Regions from separate parts of the Homo sapiens genome. Here region 2 is linked to region 1. The links are chromatin loops, found by intact Hi-C in ENCODE. Cell type or tissue: natural killer cell. All regions are shown on one strand. Links, peaks and the distances in the headings refer to the core of each region. The heading gives the core; the rest is flanking DNA.

Evidence for each region. Peaks named below come from ENCODE experiments on the same cell type or tissue, not always from the same donor. Only the 100,000 strongest peaks of a DNase experiment are listed, where the experiment ranks them.
Region 2: it touches region 1 in a loop (9-fold over the local background); 2 of 110 quality-filtered maps call a loop at or near these places.

Annotation. Positions count from the first base shown.
Region 1 is chr1:41,723,030-41,733,993 of GRCh38, reverse strand. The region is part of intron 1 of HIVEP3 (HIVEP zinc finger 3); the gene reads left to right. Among named protein-coding and RNA genes, the nearest start is that of HIVEP3, 190 kb to the left of the region's middle. RefSeq lists enhancers at 235-736, 5,568-5,637. In natural killer cell, for the core only: no CTCF peak of the experiment used is centred there; DNase peaks (open chromatin) are centred at 5,063, 6,403 and 6,963; H3K4me3 peaks cover 645 bases; H3K27ac peaks cover 2,670 bases.
Region 2 is chr1:41,883,917-41,894,880 of GRCh38, reverse strand. The region is part of intron 1 of HIVEP3 (HIVEP zinc finger 3); the gene reads left to right. Among named protein-coding and RNA genes, the nearest start is that of HIVEP3, 30 kb to the left of the region's middle. RefSeq lists an enhancer at 3,125-3,424 and a silencer at 6,558-6,767. In natural killer cell, for the core only: CTCF peaks have their summits at 2,815 and 3,019; DNase peaks (open chromatin) are centred at 2,440 and 3,180; H3K4me3 peaks cover 1,730 bases; H3K27ac peaks cover 3,541 bases.

The DNA.
Region 1 (10,964 bases), core at 955-8,954:
GGACCAGGGAGTGGGGACTGTGAGCTTGTGCTGGGGGAGAGGGCGGGGAGTGTGAGTTCTGTGCAGGGGCTGGAGGTTGAGAGGAGTGGGACACCTGGAGGAGCTGAGGCCTTGAGAGCCGAGGAACAGCCTGGGAGAAGGACTGGGCTGGAGGCTGGCCTGGGATGCTGAGAGTGCTTCTGAGAAGGTGGCAGGGGGACAAAGAGAGTGAGGAGCCAGGGAGGCCTGTCCCAGAGCCTTCCCCACATCCCTTTCCTCTTTCCAGTCCCTTGGTTGCTGCTTCCCTGCCTGGCACTTTCTTTTGCAGAACCAATTCCCCTAAGTCACTCAGCCACAGTGGACCCTCAGAGCACAGGCTTGTCTCCCAGGGCAACGCCCCAAGAGCCAGGCCATGTTTGGTGAGCGACAGAATAGGAGATGGGAGCTCTGGCTTCCAGTTCTAACTCCACCACCAACTCTCAGGTGAGCTTTGAGGGTCTCGGCTCCTGGCCGGGCCTCAGTTTCCTCTTGGATATAGGGAGAGGCTGGATGGCCACTAAGGACCCTTCCCACAAGCCCTATGGCCTGTGATGTGACTGGGGGAGGGTTCAAGGTAAGGCCTTGGGTGAAATCTACATCCTCCATTGTCAAGCTGTCTGCTTTTCACAGTAATTACCACTTGGTACCTGGGAGTTGGACATTGGCTGTCAGCACTCGGGTTTCAGAATCCAAGGACATCCCATCCCTTGGCTCTGCCCCTGCTTGTGTTCTCATCTTCCCCACCCCCTCCACTCTGTCACTATGTCTCAGCACAGCCCCATATGGAGTGTTGCCCAGTGCAGCCGGGAAGATGCCAGCAGTCCCTGGGGGCAATGACAGAAAAGACCTGGATTATCAGGGACCAGCATGAAAATTCATGGCCAGAACATTTCCTCCATGTGATTTCCCAGTGTGCTCTGAACTGCTTTGTGTTTGCAGGATGGAGTTCTGCATCTGCTGGTTTATTTATTCCATGCACATGTATTGAGTACCTGCTGTGTACCAGGCCCAGGGCTGGGTCCTAGGGACATGGGTGAACCAGATCCTGGGGACTAGGCAGGCTGGGGATGCTCCTGCCTCCCATGGGGACTGAAACCTGGTGTCCTCTGCCCTCCTACCGACCCCCAGTCCCATCTGATCCCTGCAGGGCCCTCTGGAGAAGAGAGTCTCTGGAGACTGTAGCTTGAAGTGTTTGGGGTTCTGTTGGGGGAAGGCAGGCCTTGTCCTCGGGGATAGAGCGTCGCGGTCCAGGTGCTGTATGATGGGGAGTAGGCAGAGCTGTGTAAGGGAGTTGGTCAGCCCAGGCACAGAGCCCAGCAAGAGCATCCTGGGAGAGACATGAGGCTCCAGCTGGGGTAAGAGTGGCTTGGGTACAAAGCCATGTAGTCCTCAACTCAGGCAGGGCCTTTGTCACCCCCCACCCCAAGGCTACTTTCCCCTGCCTTTCTATGCTCCTATAGTACCAGCCCCAGTGGCCTTTCCTTGGCCACCTTCCCTAGCACCTGTGTGCCCTCCCCTCAGTCACCCTGCTGGGGAGCCTCATCTCCTTGGGCCTTGTTAAGACCGCCCTCTGCTAGTTTTCTGTTCCATGGTCTCCTCAGTTCAAATCCTGGCTCCATCATTTCCCAGCGTTTTGACCCTGGGCGAGTTGCTTAATCTCCGTTTCCATATCCACAAAATTGAGATGATAATAGTAGCTGTCTCAGGGAGGCTAGGGATACAGCAGTCAAGATGAGAGCCACTGGAGAACCCGCCTCTGCTGATGCTCCCCGTCCGGCCCAAGCTGCACCATGGCTCATGTGGTCCCCTCTCTCAGAACTCCTTCCTCATCTTCCCCACATAGTCTAGCCCATCCAAAGCTCTCACACTGCTCCCTCTGGTCTGCACCTGTCATTCCCCACCACATGCCACAGCCTTCCTAGAGGACCATGTCCTCATCTTTTGTTTCCTCTCCATCCCCCATAGGCCCCAGAGGGCCTGGTTCCATGCCAGACCCTTCCATAGAGAAACACTCGGTCAGGGGAATCATTCACTTGTTTAACCAGTATTTATTGCACATGGTTTTGTTATCTATTGCATGTGGTAAATTACCCCATACTTTGCTTCTTAAAGCATTAGACATTTCTGTAGGTTAAGAATTCAGAAGCAGCTTAGCTGAGCAGTTCTTGCTCAAGGTCTGTCATGAGGTTGCAGTCAAGGAGCTGGCCAGGGCTGCAGTCATCTGAAGGCCTGATTGGGGCTGGAAGACTCCCTTTCCAGATGGCTCCCTCACAGGCTTGGCATGTCAAAGCTGATTGTTGGCAGGGGACCTCCATTCTTCCCCACATGGGCATCTCCATAGGCTGTTTGACATGGCAGATGGCTTCCTCCAGCAACTGGGGTCCAAGAGAGAGCAAGGTAGAAGCCACAATCTCTTTATGACCTAGCCATGGAAGTCATGCCTGTCATTCCCACGACATCCTGTTAGTTACATAGGTCAGTTCCATTCAGTGTGAATACTCAGAGATGAGAACCATTTGGAGGCATCTTGAAGCCTGACTACCCCCAGCACCTGCTGTGCATGGGTTGTTTTTTCTGGACTGCTCACCCTGAGTGTTGAGCATAGAAATGCAAAGTTCACAGGTTCACGGGGGCTTACTGGGGCCCTGGGGTGGATTCAGGGGGTCTGCCACTGGGGTAGGCTGTGAAGACTGGCCAGGTTGATGGCTCCGGAGCTGCCTGAGGACAAGGAGAATCCTCAGTATTAGAACCCAGCACCTCTGTCTCTCAAATCAGCCCCTTTATCCAACTTACCCATGCCCCCAACACTCAGTGGCATTTGCATTCTTGACAGCTGTACGCAGTACACCTTTTTCCCGGCAGTCACACTTGTTCAAAGAATGGGCATGTGTCACTCTAGGAGGTAGTGAGTTCCTTGTCCCTAGAGGCACTTGCTGCAGAGCCACTGGTCAGAGACGCCACAGAGGAGAGATTTTAAGAGGTTTCACTCAGCCCTGGGTTTCTGACTTCCCACTTTCTTTGTGATCTGGCTGTGGGAGTTGCGTCCTTGCTCCTCTTCACAAACAAATTCACCCCCCACAGGAAGCCTCAGCTAGTCCCATTAGATCCCCTGAATAGGACCCTGGCCTATGGAAGCTGTCCTCTTGCCCCACCCCCCAGCCTCCCACCTGTGGGGTCTAAGTGCCCGGAATCCTGGCTTCCTGCCCATGCTGCCCACATCCCACTGGGAGCCTTCACCGGATAATCAGGACCATTAGAGGCCTCCTAATGCCACCTGACGTTGGGCCTGTGATGGCCCCCACACCGGCTGCCCATGCATTATTAACGTGCAAAGAGCGTGAGAGAACTGCTTAGATAGATTGCACCCTGGCGCCCCTGGTGCATTAGTTGCTGCATTTGCAGCGTGCCCCTGGTGGCCCATGATGTTCCCCTCCAGGGTCTCCCCCAGCATTGCCAGGCCTGGCTCTGCCCCAGGACTGAGTGCTGATGGGGAGCTGGCTCTTCAGGCACTGGGCATCTGGAGCAGGGTGGGGCTAGGAGCACTGGTGCCAGGGATGCAGGGTTGTGCAGGCCCAGCACTTCCGGGTCAAAGAGGGCAGCAAACTGAAGGATCAGCTCATCTACTCCTCACCCCCTCAGCTCTACAGGGGAGGACACCAAGGCTTGAGGGGAGAAGTGACCTGTTCAAGGCCACAGGTGAGGGGCAGAGGCCCAGGTTCCTGGTTCTCCCTTCATACTGAGTCTTCCTTGAGCTGAATCATGTCAGCTCCTAGAGCCTGGGGTGAGGCCTCTCAAATGGACAAAGAGGAATCCTTTGCAGGAGGAGCCTGCCTAGTCTCTTGAGGGCCCCTGTGAGAAAGGGGGCGAATTCCCACAGGAAGATGAAAGCCCCTTGCTCTGCAGTCACGTTTCCTAAGGTTAAACACGCTCAACCCCGACTAGCTGGAGGACCTTGGCCGACTCACTTTCCCTCTCTTGGCCTTCGTGTCTTCATCTGGAAAACAGGCACAGTATTCCCTGCCCTGCCTTTGTGCCTCCCTTCCTGTCTCCCTCTGTGGGCTGGTGTGAGGATCCAGAGTGGTAGTGGAGGAGAGGGAACCGGAAACTCACATGACACTTCCTGTCGAGAGCAAGAACGCACCTCTTCCCGGCTCCAGCACCTCGCACCTTTCAACACAGAATCAAAGACTGGGCTGGGTTACCTAGAGTTAATTGGAGGTAACTAGAGGAACAAGGACACATGGCTGAAAGGACTGTCACCTTCAGGAGGCCCTGGTCCCAAGCCTAGGGCTGCTACTTACAAGCTGGTGGCCTCGGTCAGGGCCCTTCTCCCTCTCTTCTCTTCACTTTCTCCTTCTGTAAAATGAGTAGGGAGTTGGAAAGGAGGAGTTTAGAATTCCTCTAAGAATATTCCAGCTTTAAAGTCAACGGGGACCCATTCAGAATAAAAAGGTCAGTGACGGATATCAGGCCCTTTGCCAACAGCAAGTTTGGGAACCCTGGGAAACCCGTGGTCCCTGGACATAGAGTTGAGGGAGTGAGGCAGTGACGATGAGCTTTGCCAATCTGAGAACCAGTGCCTTCTCAGTTTCTTGCCAGTTTTGCAGATGAGCAGTTGATTTACAGAGTTGGAGTGAGTTGCCTCAAGTCACAGAGCCAGGGTGAGAGATAGCATGGGCCCAGGTCTGCCCTGTTCTTCACAACATAATGTTGGAAGTAGAGGGAAAGGCAGGGAAAGGGGCTGCCGGTTACTGATCACCCCTGTGCACTGGGCTCTCTGCTTCCCCCAGGATCTCGTTTTATTCCCACAGCCACCTTGGGAGGTGGACTCCCTGAATGGAACCCCTGAGGGTGGCGGAGACAGTAGTCTGATTTCTGGTTGTTCCTGGATGGCTGTGTGTTGGGGGAAGCACGTGGCCAAGGCAGCCTGGGTAACCCCTAGTCCATGTGGGAGATGGTGACTGAGAGCGAGATTGCAGCCACGTGGAGATTGTGGGCAGCAGTGTGGCTGGGACAGCAGCTGCTCTCCCTATGCAAATGAGGCCCTCAGCACCCACCATCCAGCACTGAGCAAACACCCAGCAGAGAAACCCCCTCCTAAACCTCTCTGGGACCCTAGCCTGTGCCTTCTGACACCTTCACCGCAGCAGCTGCCTGTACTCTAAGCCCAGTCCCAGGCCACAGCAGTTCACAAGAACCATGCCCACCCCTTGGGGGAATTCCCGTGTCTGTCTGGAGACAAACTGCAGCCTAGGCAAGTCTGGCTGTAGAAGCTGACCCTAGAAGCCAGCCCTGCATTAAGAGCTGACTGTAGCATCCCCAGTGGCATGCCCGTATCACTTCCAGGGCCAGTCTGAGAACTGTCAGTGGGGCTGTAGATTGAGAACAAGTCTGGCCTCATCCACCCTCTGCAGATCCCAAGCATATCGCCTTTGGCCCCTCCCCTGCACATTTGCTCATGCTGTCCCCTTGGGATTACATTTCACCCCCCCTTACTCCCCCTGCTCTGTCGCCTTGGCAGAACCAGCCCCGCATCCCCTGCCCAGCACTGAGTGCCCCAGGCCTGGGTGCCGTCTATCATTACAGCCTGCTCATGTCCTTGGACTCCAGCTCCCCTCTAGGCTGGGCACTCCCTGGGCTGGGGCTGAGGAATTTGTGCCTGGCTTTGGATTGAGTGTGGTCTCATTTATTCCTTGCAACCTAGAAGACAGATATGCTTATTGTTCTAGCTTTATGGGTGAAGAAAGATACTCAGAGAGGTCAAGTCACTTGCTCAAGGTTGCACAGCTACCAAGTAGGAGAGCTGGGATAAGGAACTGGAGTTGCATGCAGAGTCTGTAATTGGGAATAGACTGGCCCTTATTCAGCCCTTTGTTCCCAGGCCTGACAAAGCCTAGGGTGATTAAGGACCAGCAAGCGTTGATGCATTCTTGTTCAACAATAAGATGGTGGATACTCTCCCTGTCTGTTCCCCAGGTATCCTGAAGGTGCACCCTGCCGCTGTGTGCACAGCCCACCTACCCCAACATGCACCCGTCAGGCCCTGGATGAGGGCATTTGCTCAGGAGATCCTTCCAGCAGTGTGGTGGGCTCAGGATGGTTATACCCATTTTATAGATAGGAAACTGGGTACTAGAGAGGTCTAATAAATGTCCCAGAATGACCCAGCAGGAAGTAGCTGACTACGACTCCAGCCCAGGGCTTGGGGCTCTGTGTCTGGTGCTCCTTCCTAGGCTGGCGGGATGAGGCCATGCTTGCCAAAGTCACCCGGGCTGCCTCTGGCCCAAAGTGACGGAGCAGTTGGTCAGCTAGTCCTCCACCCCGAGGCCTCTGAGAAGAGAGGAAACACCGGTCTGCGGGGGATTCCTCCGGCGGCGCCGCGCCCCTCAGCCACTTCCTCTGGACACTCTCGTTTTCTTTGTCACTTGTTTTAGTTTCTGCTTTTCTTCCCTCGTTCCTTTTTCTCAAGGCCACTTTCATTTCCGTCTGGCAGTGTCCCCCCAGCCCACCCCTACTCCTCTCTGCTCAGCTCCCACTGCCTGCTGCCACTTTGGGATCCCCAGAGGCCTTGCCTGCCTGGGCCACATTTCCCAGCTGGTAGGGGTCAGGCACAGGAAGGGGCTGCCTCCCGGCTTCATCCCTCGTGGTGGGGAAGCTGAGGTGGCTGTCAGATCGCCCTAGGATCCCAAGCAGCCCCAGGTTCCCTGCTTAGCCTCTCTGGGCCCCAGGCTCTTTCTCATCTATGAGATGGGAGGAAGTCCACCCTCAGAGAGTGTGAGGAGAGAAGGAGATGACACACGTGAAGCTCCAGTAACTAGCACATAGAAAAACCCAGTGAACACCAGCTCTGCATCTCCGGACCTGCCTGTGAGTTCAGTCTTCTGTGCCTGCAGTCTTCTCCCCCAACACTGGGCGCCCACACCTGGCCAAAGGCAGACCTCGCCATCTGTGCCTCCCGCGCTGAGACACCAAAGCCTGTAGAAAGGTGGTTCTGAGAAAGGAAGAGAGGATTATCACTTACGCCCTCTGGAGTCCATATGTACAGCCCTCTACCACAGCAAGAGCCCCTGCCCCCATGCCCAGCACAGAGGCATCATTTTCCCTGCAGACTGCCAGCCACCAGGCACTCAACACTCAGGGTAGGGCAGCCCTCCATTGTTCGACAGCTCTGCCTTTTTTAAGAAAGTTCTTCTCTCTAGTCAGCTGAGACCTGCCAGCCTCCACACCTGTCCTCTATCTTTGACCTTCCCCAAAAGAACTGATCTCCTCTCTCCTATTGTTCTAGATGTCTCAGTATTGCACTTGGGCCTCTCCAGACTTGCCCCAAATCCTTCTGCTCCAGTGTCCCAGTATCCCAGAGCAGTTAAGATTTTGGACTCCAGAGCACAACTCCCCCAGTTCAAATCGTGGTGAGGCCACTTGCTATCTATGTGACACTGGGAGTTTCCTAACCCCTCCACGCTCAAAAGGAGGTAACTGTGGGACTTAACATGAGCGGGTGTGTAAACGTCACCCACTGCCATGGCTGTTTATGATCAAACATCTACAAAATCTGTAACAGCTTCTCAAAGGGCCTCACTTCCAGCCCCCTTCATGCCTGCTTGCCTGCTGGTTCTATTTGGTAGTTTCCCTGTTACAACTTAGAGATGGTGCCTTGACTCTTGGAGGCAGCCAGACATTGAGGAAGGAGCCCTGGTTTTGGAAGTAGACCTGTGTTCAAATCTCAGGTCCATCCCGGGTTTGATTTACCCGGGAGACACCATGGGCCCATGTGGCTTCTCGAGGGCTCATGAAAATGCTTGAGACATGAAAAGAAAAAGGTTTGGTTTCAAAATATGAAAACTGCTCATCAAAATTAATATTTAGTTAATATACTCAAGCATAATGAATTGTATGATTTAGTTTTTATAGAAACAGCCCTCCTTTTGGGGGTTAGCATGCCTCACCTTGCCAAGGTTCCTGATTGCAGACAATGACTGCTGAGAAATCAGAGCATATCATTCATACTACAGGTTACTCACTGAAAATCACTTCAAAAACAAAATTATCTTTTAAATGTATAGTTGTTTTCCAGCAAAATATTACATTCAGCAAGGGATAAATTTTATAGAATGTCGGGGAGGCTTCCAAAAGTAATGCAGCTTGGGTCTTAAAATGACCCTGGGACTGGTCAACTCATCTCTCTGAGCCACTATGTCCTCATCTGCAAAATGGGGACAATACACCTGTTTTCCAGTATTGTTGAGCCTATCCTGGAGATCTGATAGTGCCTGCCTGTCTTTTGGGGGTCACTGGAGGAAGGGACAGAGGACTGTTGGCCCTTGCCTCTTATGGAGTTTCCATACGGATGCTGGACACTGAACCTGTTTGCTTTATCAGTCCTATGTGTCTGGGCCTTTCATCCCAGCTTCTGCCCATTCATCTTGGAGCGAGCAGTTACCATCAGCACAGACAATAGTTTGGGCTTTGGGAGGTGGGAAGTCCTGGGAATTCTTAGTTATTCCATTGCTGTTGCATTAGGTAGGTCCGCACATGCCCTTGAAGATTGAACATCCCTCCTGGGCTCTAACATAATTCAGGAAAAAGAGATGTCTGTTCTCTTGCCTCTTGACAGCTATTCCTTGTAAGGAACCATCATTCCCTTGTCCCTGTGACTGGGAGAGGCTTGTGGCAGGAGTGAGGAGACATCGGCTGATAAGTGGCAACCAGTTAGGGGCCCAGCTGCATGTCTGCATGTCCCGAAGCGTTCTTGATTCAGGGATGCCATTCACAGCATGAGAGGTGCCTCTTATGTGCCCATCCTGCTTAGGGTCAGCTGTTTCATTCAAAGATGGTAAAAAGTGTTGAGTCTTGGGTTTCAATTCTGCCTTTCTCATTCACTTGCTGTATGACTCTGGGCAGGTCACTTGACCACTCTGAACCTCAGTTTCCTCCTCTGCCAAGTAGGAAAACAAACAGCTGGTCTTTCTTCCCTGAGTTGGTGTGGGATTGTGGGTGAGAAAGGCTAAGTAGACCATTGTGAAACTTCAGGTGGGAGATGCCAGTGCTATTCTTTGTCTTGGTGTGAGAGCACAACCGGAGTCATTCACAGGCTTCTGCTGAGCCCCAGCCGGACTCTCACCTCAGCCTTGTCCAGGCCTAGGGGCCACCCTTGCAAAGGAACAGAACCGTCTCACCTGGGCTGGAGTTCATGGCCTCAGGCGAGATTTGGCAGGTGCCCTTAGTGCAGACCAGATGTTTGGCCTGTGTGTGATGGCTGGGGAGGGGCTCACACCTCCCAGTTTTTTCCATGGTATCAGCATCTTAATGCATCACGTCTCACTGACGTGGAGCTGCCCCTGTCCATTACCCGTGCATCAGCTCAGAGTTGGAAGCCTCCAGTCTCCATCATATGTCCCAAAGAGCCAGAAAGGGTAGGTGTGGCCAGATGTGCAGGAACCTCCTGCATATGTAATCCAAGCCAAGTCTTTGTTCTCTGATCCTTGGTTTTCTCATCTGGAGAATGGCCTTCTGTGGTGGACGTTTCTGTTCACTTTACTTGGCAGCAGTAGTAGGTCAGGAAGGAAACCCCATCTGATTGTTTATTCAGCCCTAGGCATTCCATATGAAGGCCAGCCCTTTTCTCCCTAAGGGGACCAACCAGCTTTGCCAACTGTTCTCAGAGGAGGATCCCAGGGACAGTATTCTGGTGAGGGGTGGGAACATACAGAAGACTTATCTTGAAGCTGCATTTGTAGAATAAGCACACTTTTAACCTAGAGTTTATGTTTGCTCATTTGGAGTGGCTTCGGAAGGTGACAGTGGATAGTGGTGGAAGGGGATGTCAGAGTCCACCCCAAGACACTACTTCAAGCTACCGCTGCAAACCTGGAGAAAAAGATTCATCCTCGAGCTGCCCCTCCCCCCTCATGATATTATTATCGCAAGAGAAACTAACATCTGTATTATCCTCTGAGTTTACAGGCAGATTATAGCATTTGAAGGAAGTTGGGAAAGCTTACTTCCTCTCCATCTCTAAAGCCGAGCTGCTAGTACCTCCAGGCAGGATTAAGCTACTCTGGTGGTCATTCATTCCTTACCATGATCTAGTTAATCAGATTGCTTTCCAGCCTTGACCAGAAGAAACCTATGAAAGTGCTAACCCTAATCCTAACCCTGACCCTGGGCTCTGAGGGCTGTGCTGAGATGTTTCACTCCTACACTAAACCAATACCTAGCTCTTCCCAATTTGCAGTAAAGGACAAAGTTATTACTTATCATTATCTCATTCTTCTAGTTTTCTCCCATTGGCTTTTCATAAGCTCTGGGCACTTGCTACTGCTTGACTGCTAATGAGTGCTCATAGGCAATAAAATGAAATGTACAAGTAGCAAACAAATATTAATGAGGAATATCAAAACCAGCCAATTCTGCGGAGTTTTGCAGCATATTTTTTTATGGTGGCTGTGTGTGTGTGTGTGTGTGTGTGTGTGTGGTGGCTGTGTGTGTGTGTGTGTATGATTTTATGGTATGGGTGCATTTTCTGCTAGTGAAAATTGTTCCCAGTTCTTGTGATGGAACCAGAACTTTAGTATTTCATGGAGTTCCCCCAAGAATTCCATGACTTTCCGTTACAACAATGGGATAAGGATGGGGATGGTGGCAGGAAAGAGAGGGGCCCCATGGAAGGGATGAGATGACCCAAACTCAGGGCTCATTCCTGATCCCCCAACCCCCAAGGAAAATCAAGTGACTCAAGATCTGGCAGATGTGTCCCTTCCTGTCACTCCTACTGCTAACAGCCTTGTCTTACCTGGATTTCTGTAGCTGCTTTTATCTGCCACCACCATGCCCCCTCTAATTTGTTCCCCATAGTGCACCAGGGGGATCTTTCTAGAACACAAACCTGGTCACGTCATTCCCCAAATAAAATCCTTTAATAGCTCCCCATGGCCTCTGGGGTTAAA
Region 2 (10,964 bases), core at 1,904-9,903, 160 kb before region 1:
GGCCTGGTTATCTGTTAAATATAGACAACATTTTAATTTATTTCCAAGTAGACAGACTTGGGACCTTTCAAAGCCAGCATGCAAAGGCCAGAGTCACCTTCAGTGCTGGGTTACAGCAGAGAGCAATTTCAGGCCTAAGATGTCATTCGCAGCAACCTTAGCACTGGTCATTGTTGTTGAGCCACGATATTTGAAAACATTGTGTTAGAGTATATTCATGCCAGCCTCACTAGAGCTCATTTTGAATTTCTGGATAAACATTCTGGCGTTGCTGCATGTTTCGGGAGTGGAAATGTTTGAATGTTTGCCATTCTGGGTGATGGAAGGAAAATAGAAAAAGCAAGTGGTGAGATCCTTGGTCTCAGTGTTCAAGGGTAATGTAAACAGTATAAGGTTAACATGGAATGAAGGTTGAGAAGCCACATTTGCTGCACACCTTGATAGGAGAGACTAAGGTAGATAATAAATGTAAACTTTGATCTGTAAGGCAGCCCTGTGAGTGAGCTAATGGAAGAGTGTAGGTTGTGGCTCCAGATTGCTGAATGTGAATCCTGTGTCCTCCTCTTACTAGCTGGGTCATCTTGGACAATTTACTTAATTTCCCTTCACCTCAGTTTTCTCATCTGTAAAGTGGGGAGGTCAGGTTAACACTACAGCATAGGGTGATTAGGAAGATTAAATGAGTTAATATGTATGAACTGCTTTGAATAGTGCCTGGTACTTAGAAACTGCTACATAAGTTTTGTTAAATATATAAAATAGGCTGGGCATGGTGGCTCATGCCTGTAATCCCTGCACTTGGTGTGGTGGCGAGTGTCTGTAATCCTAGCTACTCAGGAGGTTGAGGCAGGAGAATCACTTGAACCCAGTAGGTGGAGGTTGCAGTGAGCTGAGATCATGCCACTGCACTCTGGCCTGTGCAACAGAGTGAGACTTCGTCTCAGAAAGACAATTTATATATATATATATAAAAAATAAATATTATATATGCATATTCATATATAATATATAATATATAATTTTTTCATATTCATATATAATATATATTATATGTTATATAATGTATTATATATAAATATGCATATTTAATATATAAATATATAATATATAAAAATATGTATATATGAATATAAATATATATGTATATCTATATACACACACACAAACACATACACACACACATATATATAAACCTGAGGCTCTGACAGGTGAAGTAAGTTATACAAAGGCCCCTGGGCTAGTCAGCAGTGATGTTAGAATTTGAGCCCAGCACTCTTAGGCTCTAGAGCAGGGTTTCTCAGCCTTGGCACCATTGACATTTTGGGCCAGATGATTCCTTGTTGTGAGAGCTGTCCTGGGCATTGTAGGAGGTATAGTAGCAAACCTGGCCTCTACCAGGGCCCACTAGGTAGCGATAGCAACCCCCTGACCCCCAGATGTGACAACCAAAAATGTCTTCAGACATTGATGAGTGTTCCCTAGGGGGGCTAAACTGCCCCCAGTTGAAAACCACTGGGCAGAGAGAGGGATTAATATCCTGGAGAGTTTTGCAGCAGCCTGACTTCTCAGTTCCAGGGTTCAGAGCCCAGTTCCCACTTATCACCTTATTTCCTTACAGACCAATGGTCAGAGAAGGCCAGGATCATGGTGGCTGGTATGTGTACACACAGCAGCCGACAAGCTTCTGTATGTGGGTTTGAGCCAGAGGCTTCTCAGCTGTGGGTTTTTTGCTTTTCTGTTTTTTTTTTTTTTTTTTTTGAGACGAGATCTTGCTTTGTCACCCACGCTAGAGTGCAGTTGCACGAACATGGCTCGCTACAGCCTCAACCTTGCGGGCACTAGCTGTCCTCCTGCCTCAGCCTCCCGAGTAGCTGGGACTACAGATGTGTGCCACCACCCCTAGCTAATTTTTGCATTTTTTTTTTTAGAGATAGGGTTTCACCATGTTGCCCTGGCTGGTCTTGAACTCCTGAGCTCAAGCAATCTGCTCGCCTCAACCTCCCAAAGTTCTGGGATTACAGGCATGAGCCACCGTACCCAGCCTTTGCTGTTTTTTGAGCTGTTTTCTTTTCTTCTTTTTGGCTGGGCACGTTCAGACTATAAGGTGGGCCAGGCTATGTGGCTGGTTTGAGTTTCTCTCTGCAGCTGTCAGCAGCAGAGTCCAGGCAGCCACACTGACCCATGCTGCCTTTCTTGGAGGCACAGCTGGTTGATTTAACTGGAGTCACAGTGTGAAGGGTCCCAGAGCAGAGGGGTCAGCTGACAAGAGGAGAGCCAACGTTCAACATTTATCGTTGCCATGTCATGATACTGCCTCACTCAGCACTTATTCTGATTTGCAACATCTGGGTCTTTTTTTCTTCTCTTCCTGCCTTCTCTGTGCTCTCTTTGGGTTTCAGAACTTGAACCTGTGGCAGCAGTGGTAGGCTGTGGTTCAGAGCGTCTGGGCATATGTGAGATGTGAGCAGAGCCACTGTGTTCTTGGCACCCAGCTGCTAGTTCCGCTCTCAAAGCCCCATTTGTAAGAAATATATTGACCAGCCGCTCAGTGTCTCTGACCAAGTTCTTAGAAAAGTCTCAGAGCTAGCAATATGTTTTACTCCTAGTGGGTGGGTGGAGATGGGATGGGGAAAGGAATTTTTTGTTGTTGTTGTTTATTTGTTTTAAGATAAAGCTCTGGTGTTTGGACTCATTTAAAGAGAGCTATGCAGTGTCTTGTTTGAATGTTTGTTTTTATGGGTTAATGGCTTTGCATCAGTAGTCACAGCTTCGGTGTCCAAATATTTTAGTTCTGGTTCAGAACCTACTTTTCTCTTGTTTTGATGCAAGCTATTTTCCTAGGGTACTCTATTTCTTTTCAATAGAAAGGTGATATTCACCCTTGCACTAAATGAGTGTTGATATCTGATAGGGAAACAGGCAGCTCTTGTGCTGGCAGAACCGATGTGCCTTTCTCCTTAAAATCTCCAGGACGCTTTCTCTCGTGAGTTTTACTCCTTGCCTTTTCCCATTGGAAGGCCATCTCTTTTCACAAGCAATGAAATCAGGACATGGGAAGAAGTGACTGTAGGAGAAAGAAGACAGCTGTCAGTAAACGTAATTAACCCCGATCTCCTCTGGAGGGCTGCCTCTTGAGCGAGCTGTGCTTTAAACCAGCCCGAATGGATGTTCAGAACAGAAAGAGAAAGTGAGTTACCAAGGACTTCTGGGGAGTGCCGTGAGCAGGGGTTCCTTTCTTACCTGGAGGGAGCCCCACACATTCAAATCATTTGCTGAGATCTAGCTAGGTGCTGTGCTGGGGACACACCGATGACAGCCTGTGGAAATGCTGGGCCTGGTGGACCCAGGAAGCGTTGACTCCCAGAGCAGGAGGGGCAGCCCGTCTTTGCAGCATGGACCTTGCTGTGGTAACCCACACCATCAGCCCTTCTGCCCCGTGACACCACCACTTCATTGTCAGGAAGCACAGTTAAGGGGAAATGAGTTTTGTATTTTAGCAAAGTTTAATTGAAACTCAAAATTCCCCCCAGTTGGATGCAAACTGTCTTATGTGAGTAGAAATACATGTGCAACCCAAAATTGGGAAATAAGTTTGGGGCTTTTGGGGTTGGGCCTGCCTGCTGTTTCCCTGTTTTTTTTCTGTGTTCCTGCACATTGATTAGAATTCTTGTCCCTGTTAGTCCAGGGTGAAAGGGGAAGGCTGGCAAGTTTGGACACATAAATCTTACACCAGACGAGTTTCCTGGAAAAAGATCAGATCAGGCCTAAAGCAGGGCAGTCCTTCTGGCAAAGTGACTCTGTGTGGTCAGGTGGCAGTGGCCATCTGGGGAGCCCGGAGCCTCTGGGTGAGGAATGTGTTGGCCACCTCTCCAGCTGGCCTGCTCGTTTCAGGGCTCCCGTGTGGTGGAAGCAGGACCGTAGAGAGGCAGCCTCCCAGGCAGGCTAGTCATTCAAACCTCTCCCTTATGCATTATCTAATAATTATGTAGTAAGGAATGGGAGAGCTGCCTGAGTGGAGCGTTGACAATGTGCAGGTTATATAAGGAAGCTTGCCCAGAGACCTGGGTTAACAGGCCTCACATTTCTCATCCCCCTGACCCCAGGGTTATAGACAATTGCCCTTCAGGCAGCTGCCTGGCCAGCCCACGCCTTGCCCAGACTTGGAGTAAGATTCTGGAATCAGACAAATGTGGGCTTGAATCCCAGCTCCACCACTTACCAAGTTGGTTTTCCGGGGGAAGCTGCTTAACTTCTCTGAGCCTCAGGCTCCTCATTTGTAAAATGGTCCAAGGATTAAATGACAAACTATATAAAAAGGGCCATGGATCATTCATCTCCCAAACCTCAGCATCACACAATAATCCCAGGTAACAAACCTGCACATGAATCTACAATAAAAGCTGGAAAACATAAATAAGGGCTGTCACAGTGCCTGTACTGTGGCTCTTCAGAACTCAACCCAGTTGTCACTTGGCCCAGGAATCAGGCCCTTCCTGGATTCCAGGTCCCTCATTTGTGCCCCGAGCATCTTTTCTACCCTAGCTCTTGTTCACTTTTCTGTTTCTCCCTTTAGGCTGTAAGTACCTTGGAGGCAGGTGCTATGTTTGGTTGTCTCTGTGCTCAGAGCCTGCACCAAAGCAGCCAGCACTTAAGGAGTGCTGACTGAGCATTCCAGGCTTGGTTCTAAGTAATTTACATGTGAAAATTTATTTAAACCACACAGCAACCCATGAGGTAGGGACTATCATCATCCCCATTTTACAGACAAGGAAACTGAGGCACAGGGTAATTGAATCACATGCCCAGTGGCACAAAGCTAGTCATTGGCCGAGCCAGGATTTGAACCAGGTACATCTGTTTCAGAATCTGTTCTCTTAACCACTGTGCTGTCACTTGAGTTGTTCATTGGATGGTGAGCAGATGGGGCAATGTTATTATGGTTAAACTATTATTGTTAATTCCGGGCAAGCCACTTGCCTTTCTAGGCCTGCTTCTTTGTTCATTAAGTGGGGAGCAGGGTTCTTGTGAGGATTAGATGGGAGTGATGAGTATAAAGGAGACTGCAAACCCTATCCAGAGCCATCACCTTGGGAGTGTCACCGTGGTAATCAGAGTCCGTTATTCCTACAGGAGCTCCATCCACAACTGCTCTGCAGGGGACAATGGGTGCCCTCATTCCCCACAGGGCTCCCTACCCTCTCCATCGATACACACTAACATATGGGAAATGAAGGCCCACCCTGCCGGGCTTTCATACTCTAGAATGCGTGAATTTTTGCTCTTGGCAGCCCATTAAAAGGGCTAGAGTCCCCCATGCTGTCCTTTGATGGTGGAATACAGGAGAGTTTAACCTCAGGCCCTGCAGGAGAGTTGAGGCAAGGTGTCCCTCCAGTCCCAAGGAGAAGGGGGTGCTGCCCTTCAGACTCTGCGTAGGTCTGGAATGGCAGTGGCTTTTGGGTAATGAGGTGGCAGTGTCGGGGACATTGAGAAGGTGGATGATGTTATTGTCAGTGACTCCACAACTCCTGCCTTTTGATATTCCAGCCACGTAAAGCTGCAACTAAGGTTTCCCAGCAAAGACTTGGAATGCAAAGCACACTTTAAAGTGTGTGAGTTTGTGTGTAGCAGGGGATGTGGGGTGGGACTGTGTGAGGTGTGGGGTGTGTGGTGTATGTGGTGTGTGTGTGTGTGAGATATGTGTGTTTGTGAGGTATATGGAGGTGTGTGTGATGTGTGAGGTATGTGGGGGGTGTGTGTGTGGTGCTTGTGTGTGTTTGGTGTGTGAGGTATGTGGCGTATGTGTGGTGTGTGTGGTGTATGTGTTGTGTGGTGTGTGTGTGTGTGTGTAGCGTGTGAGGTATGTGGTGTGTGTATGTGGTATGTGGTGTGTGTGTGGCATGTGTGGTCTTTGTGTGTGTGTGTGGCATGTGTGGTCTTTGTGTGTGTATGTGGCATGTGGTGTGTGAGGTATATGGTGTACGTGTGTGGGGTATGTGTGTGAGGTATGTGGTGTGTGTGTGAGGTATGTGGTATGGGGGCATGTGTGTGTGGTATATGTGTGAGGTATGTGGTGTGTGTGTGTTTGGTATGTGTATGAGGTATGTGGGGGTGCGCATGTGTGAGGTATGTGGTGTGGGGGGCATGTGTGTGTGTGGTATGTGTGTGGGGGGTGTGAGGTATATGGTGTGTATGTTGGGGGGTACATGAGGTATGTGATAACTGATTCTGGAGCTAATTTATCCTCCTTATTCTGTCAGGTGTGATCTGAATCATTTCCTTGGCTCACATCTGATGATGCCCTTATTCTCTACAAGGCCTAACACCTCAGTCACTTTAGGTTCTATTTCCTTTTTCCCCCTCTTTGGCCCCTTCTCAGCTGGGCTGTCCCTCTCTTCTCTCTGGATAGGCCTTCCTTTCTCCTCCTTCTCCTCTCTCCTCACATATCGGCCACACTCACCTGCAAACACTCTTCTTGAGAAGAAGGGCTTAGATATGTCTTAGTAAAGACTGTTTAAAATCAGCTGGGCTAGGCCGGGCGTGGTGGCTCATGCCTGTAATCCGAGCACTTTGGGAGGCCAAGGTGGGCAGATTACGAAGTCAGGAGATTGAGACCATCCTGGCTAACATGTTGAAACCCCATCTCTACTAAAAATACAAAAAAAAAAAAAAAAAAAAAAATTAGCCGGGCGTGGTGGTGGGTGCCTGTAGTCCCAGCTACTTGAGAGGCTGAGGCAGGAGAATGGCGTGAACCCAGGAGGCGGAGCTTGCAGTGAGCTGAGATCACGCCACTGCACTCCAGCCTGGGCGACAGAGACTCAGTCTCAAAAAAAAAAAAAAAAAAAAGTTCAGCTGGGCTTAACAGTAGAGCCTGGGGTGGGGGTGTGATGGGAGCATTCTATATCTCCACTGTCTGACTCAGAAACCACTGGCCACATGTGGCTATTAAGTATTTAAAACGTGGTTACTGCAACTGAAGGACTGGATTTTTTATTTCATTTCATTTTTATTAATTTAAATAGCCGCATGTGGCCAGGACCACCATTTTGGACAGTGCAAGTTTAGGGAATGTGACACCCAGAAGAATCAAACCAGATTCAATTATATTGTTTGGGGATTTGGGGCTATTTATCTTTAATCTGGGCACTTGGTTTTAACAGAGTCGGGATTTGTCAGTTGCATACTCAGGTCTTCAGAAAACCTCTTGCTGTCTGCTCAGGTGAGGTAGAAGCCACATGTGCTGGCTGCAGTGATGGTATCCAGTTTACAAATTCATCATCCTTTGACCTTCTCCACTAGCACCCTGACCCTTGTAGCCCAGGCTGCCCTATGGATGACTGGGCACAAATGTGTGAAGTTCAGGGGATCCCAAAGTCAGGGACCAAGTTCTCTAGTCCTGGGTCTGCCACTTCCTGGCTGGGAAAGTTATTTCACCTCCAGGGATGGGTTGAGATTTTGTAGGGCTTGAAGTTTAAGCAACTGGGGGACCTCTTTAAGAAAAAGAATATAAAATTACAAATACAAAATTAGGTACCATGGTGAATATTTATTTAGAATAAGAAAATAAATCACATTCAATATACGTTTTTAAAACCTGACATGTATCACAAACTTTATAAAATCCAGAAAAATAACAAAATATTTTTATTATTTGCCTGTGAAACCTCCATAATACTTTTTTCCCTGAATATATTTTGGCTGAATACACTTTGATCACCTCTTCATATGATAGTGATTTTGTAATTTTTCTAAAGGGAGGTTGCAAAGAAAATTTAGCTTTTCTTCTAGCATGACTGACAATATTTATTTTTTATTATTGATAGTTACATTGCATAAAACATGGCTTCAGACACAGACATCCACTTTTTTTTGTTTTACTGCCATAGGTTTGGGTCCTACAATACAGGAATTTTGATAAAATATATTTTGTGTAATTCCCACCAAAAAGGGGGAAAATGTCTGGTATATTTATAACTGTATTCATTATATTATCAAATACATTTCTGATAGGAGAAAACTTTCTTTTTCGAATAGGCATCAGTGAAAACTAAATTTTCCTTCAATTCCACATGTCCAAAGACTGGAAGAAAGTTCTATGCTCTAGCTTCTGGCTCTGTATAGTTCTTTTTTCTTTTCTTTTCCTTCTTTTTTTTTTTTTTTTTTTTTTTTTTGAAATGGAGTTTCACTCTTGTTGCCCAGGCTGGAGTGCAATGGCGCGATCTCAGCTCACCACAACCTCCGCCTCCCAGGTTCAAGCAATTCTCCTGCTTCAGCCTCTCGAGTAGCTAGGATTACAGGCATGTGCCACCACACCCAACTAATGTTGTATTTTTAGTAGAGACAGGGTTTCTCCATGTTGGTCAGGCTGGTCTTGAACTCCCGACCTCAGAGGATCCGCCTGCCTCGGTGTCACAAAATGCTGGGATGACAGGTGTGAGCCACCGCACCCGGACCGCTCTGTATATTTCAATCCTATTTTTTCTCCCCTATTTTTATGTCTCAGGTGCCAGGTATTGCACCTTTGAGTCTCAAAGCCATTGAGTTGTGGAAAGCTTAGCACTGGAAGCCATGGGGACAGCTAACAATCACTTGACTTTGCATTAACGTGACTGTGAACAATAGACATAAATCCCACTACACCCAAACTAAATTTATCCCCAAATTAACTTTCCCTTATGCTGGATCCCAAAACACCTATAGCTACTGTAACACCATTCAATATGAACATGAGGGGAAATGTATCAGGAGGAGACATCAGAGTTGAAAGATACAGTGCTCTTCATCAATTGCAGTTAAAATATCTTACTACTGCAAATTTCATTTAAAAATTACATGATTCTAAGAATATATTGCTAGGGCCTTGAAAGGGGTCCATGCTGGCAGGGCCCTGAAACTTTCTTCCTTAGCATCACAGTAAATCTGCACCTCACTGCTCTGAGCCTTGGGGTCTTCATCTTTAAAATGGGAAGAATAGGATCCATTTTATAGAATTATCATGGGTATTCAGTGTGCTATATTTGAAAGCTCGTTTACCTTGTGCCTGGGAAAGAAGTGCTCAGAAATAGGAAGGAAGGAGGGAAGAAGGGAGGGAGGGAGGGAATGAAAGGAAAGGAAGGGAATGGAAGGGAAGGGGGAAGGGAAAGGGGAAGAGGAGGGGGAAGGGAAGGAGGAAGGGAAGGAGGAAGGGAAGGAGGAAGGAAGGAAGGATTTTATTTTATTTTTTGACGGAGTCTCACTCTGTCACTCAGGCTGGAGTGCAGAGGTGATCTCAGCTCACTGCACCCCCTGCCTCTTGGGTTCAAGTGATTCTCATGCCTCAGCCTCCGCGTAGCTGGAACTACAGGCATGCACCACCATGCCCAGTTAATTTTTATATTTTTAGTACAGACAGGGTTTCCCCATGTTGGCCAGGCTGGTCTCAAACTCCTGACCTCAAGTGATCTGCCTGCCTCAGCCTCCCAAAGTGCTGGGATTATAGGCATGAACCACTGTGACTGGCCCTTTTTTTTTTCCTAGCCATCTACTTCGAGTACAGTGGCCTGCTTTGAATTCAGTGGCCCCCTACCACTGAGCAGCCCTAGGGGATCCCTAACCCAAATAAGAAATGGGGCTGGAGAGCAGGAAACGGAAAGCTCACATGAATGAGAGCACCTAAGGGTACTTTGAGTGGTCAGAACTTGGTATTTTTTCTTGAACCAAGTCTTACTGCTCATGACTTTCCTATGCCATATGATTCAGGGAGATTGTGCCTGAGTTATGTGAAGCTCAGAGGAGATTCTGAGCAATATGAGACTGGAACATGGTTCTCAGCTGGTGCAGAGCTTGTATAATAAGGGACTGCTCTGTGGAGAGCATGGGTACTGGATGCCTTTGGAATTTGACAGCTGTATCCAATCCTCCGCAACAAAATTCCACAGTCAGACTTAGATATCCTTGGATCTGAAGAGGAATGGTTGGGCTAAGAGTTATGGTGATGGTAACGAGAGATTCTTTAAATTTGAAAGGTGAGTCCTGAGACTCTTGTCCCCCACCTGGGCCTGCCTTCTCTGGCTGCTGCCCTCTGCCAAGTGGGGCAGGTGGGTGGGTGGGTGGGGGTGCTGGAGCAGAGTCCAGGCACAGACGGTAGACCAGGAGGAGCCTGAGGTTGGCAAGGAGCCACTGTTAGAACCCAGCACAAGCTAAATCTCTCTCAGCTCTGCTTTCCTCATTTGCAAGTGAGGGGATTGGGCTGGATAGCCTCTAAAATCCCTTCCAATGCTAACCCTTCAGGATTTTAAATTTTTGAGTATGTTGGGATTGGCCCACCCTCCATGGCTAACCTTCTGAGGCTGGCAGGATGGGCAGTGGAGGGAGAAACACAAGTTTGCAAACCCCTGATGTCCGCATTCCCCAACGTCCTTCTGCATCAGCCGCACTTGCCTGCAATCCCGGGATGGTTAGCAGCAGCCATGATGGCATTTCGGGAATGCCTGCCCATCCTCCCAGGTGGCAGGTTGCATGTGTCAGTGCTCAGCTGAGCAGGGAAGTGGACCTCTAAACAGTTAGTCTGGTGCAACACCATTTTAAAGACAGGCAAACAGTATCTGCATCTAAATGCATAGAAAATTACTGGAGGGGGCTCATGACGTGGTGGCTCACACCTGTAATCTCAAGACTTTGGGAGGTCAAGGTGGGTGGATCACTTGAGACCAGGTGTTCGAGACCAGCCTGGCCAACGTGATGAAACCCCATCTCTACTAAAAATACAAAAGTTAGCCAGGCATGGTGGTGTGCTCCTGTAATCCCAGCTACCAGGGAGGCTGAGGCACGAGAATCACCTGAACCCAGGAGACAGAGGTTGCAGTGAGCCAAGATTTCGCCACTGCACTGCTCTAGCCTGGGTGACAGAGTGAGACTCCATCTCAAAAGAAAAGTATGTGAAGGAATTAATCCAAAATGTTAAAATTATTTCTCTGTAAAATAATAGG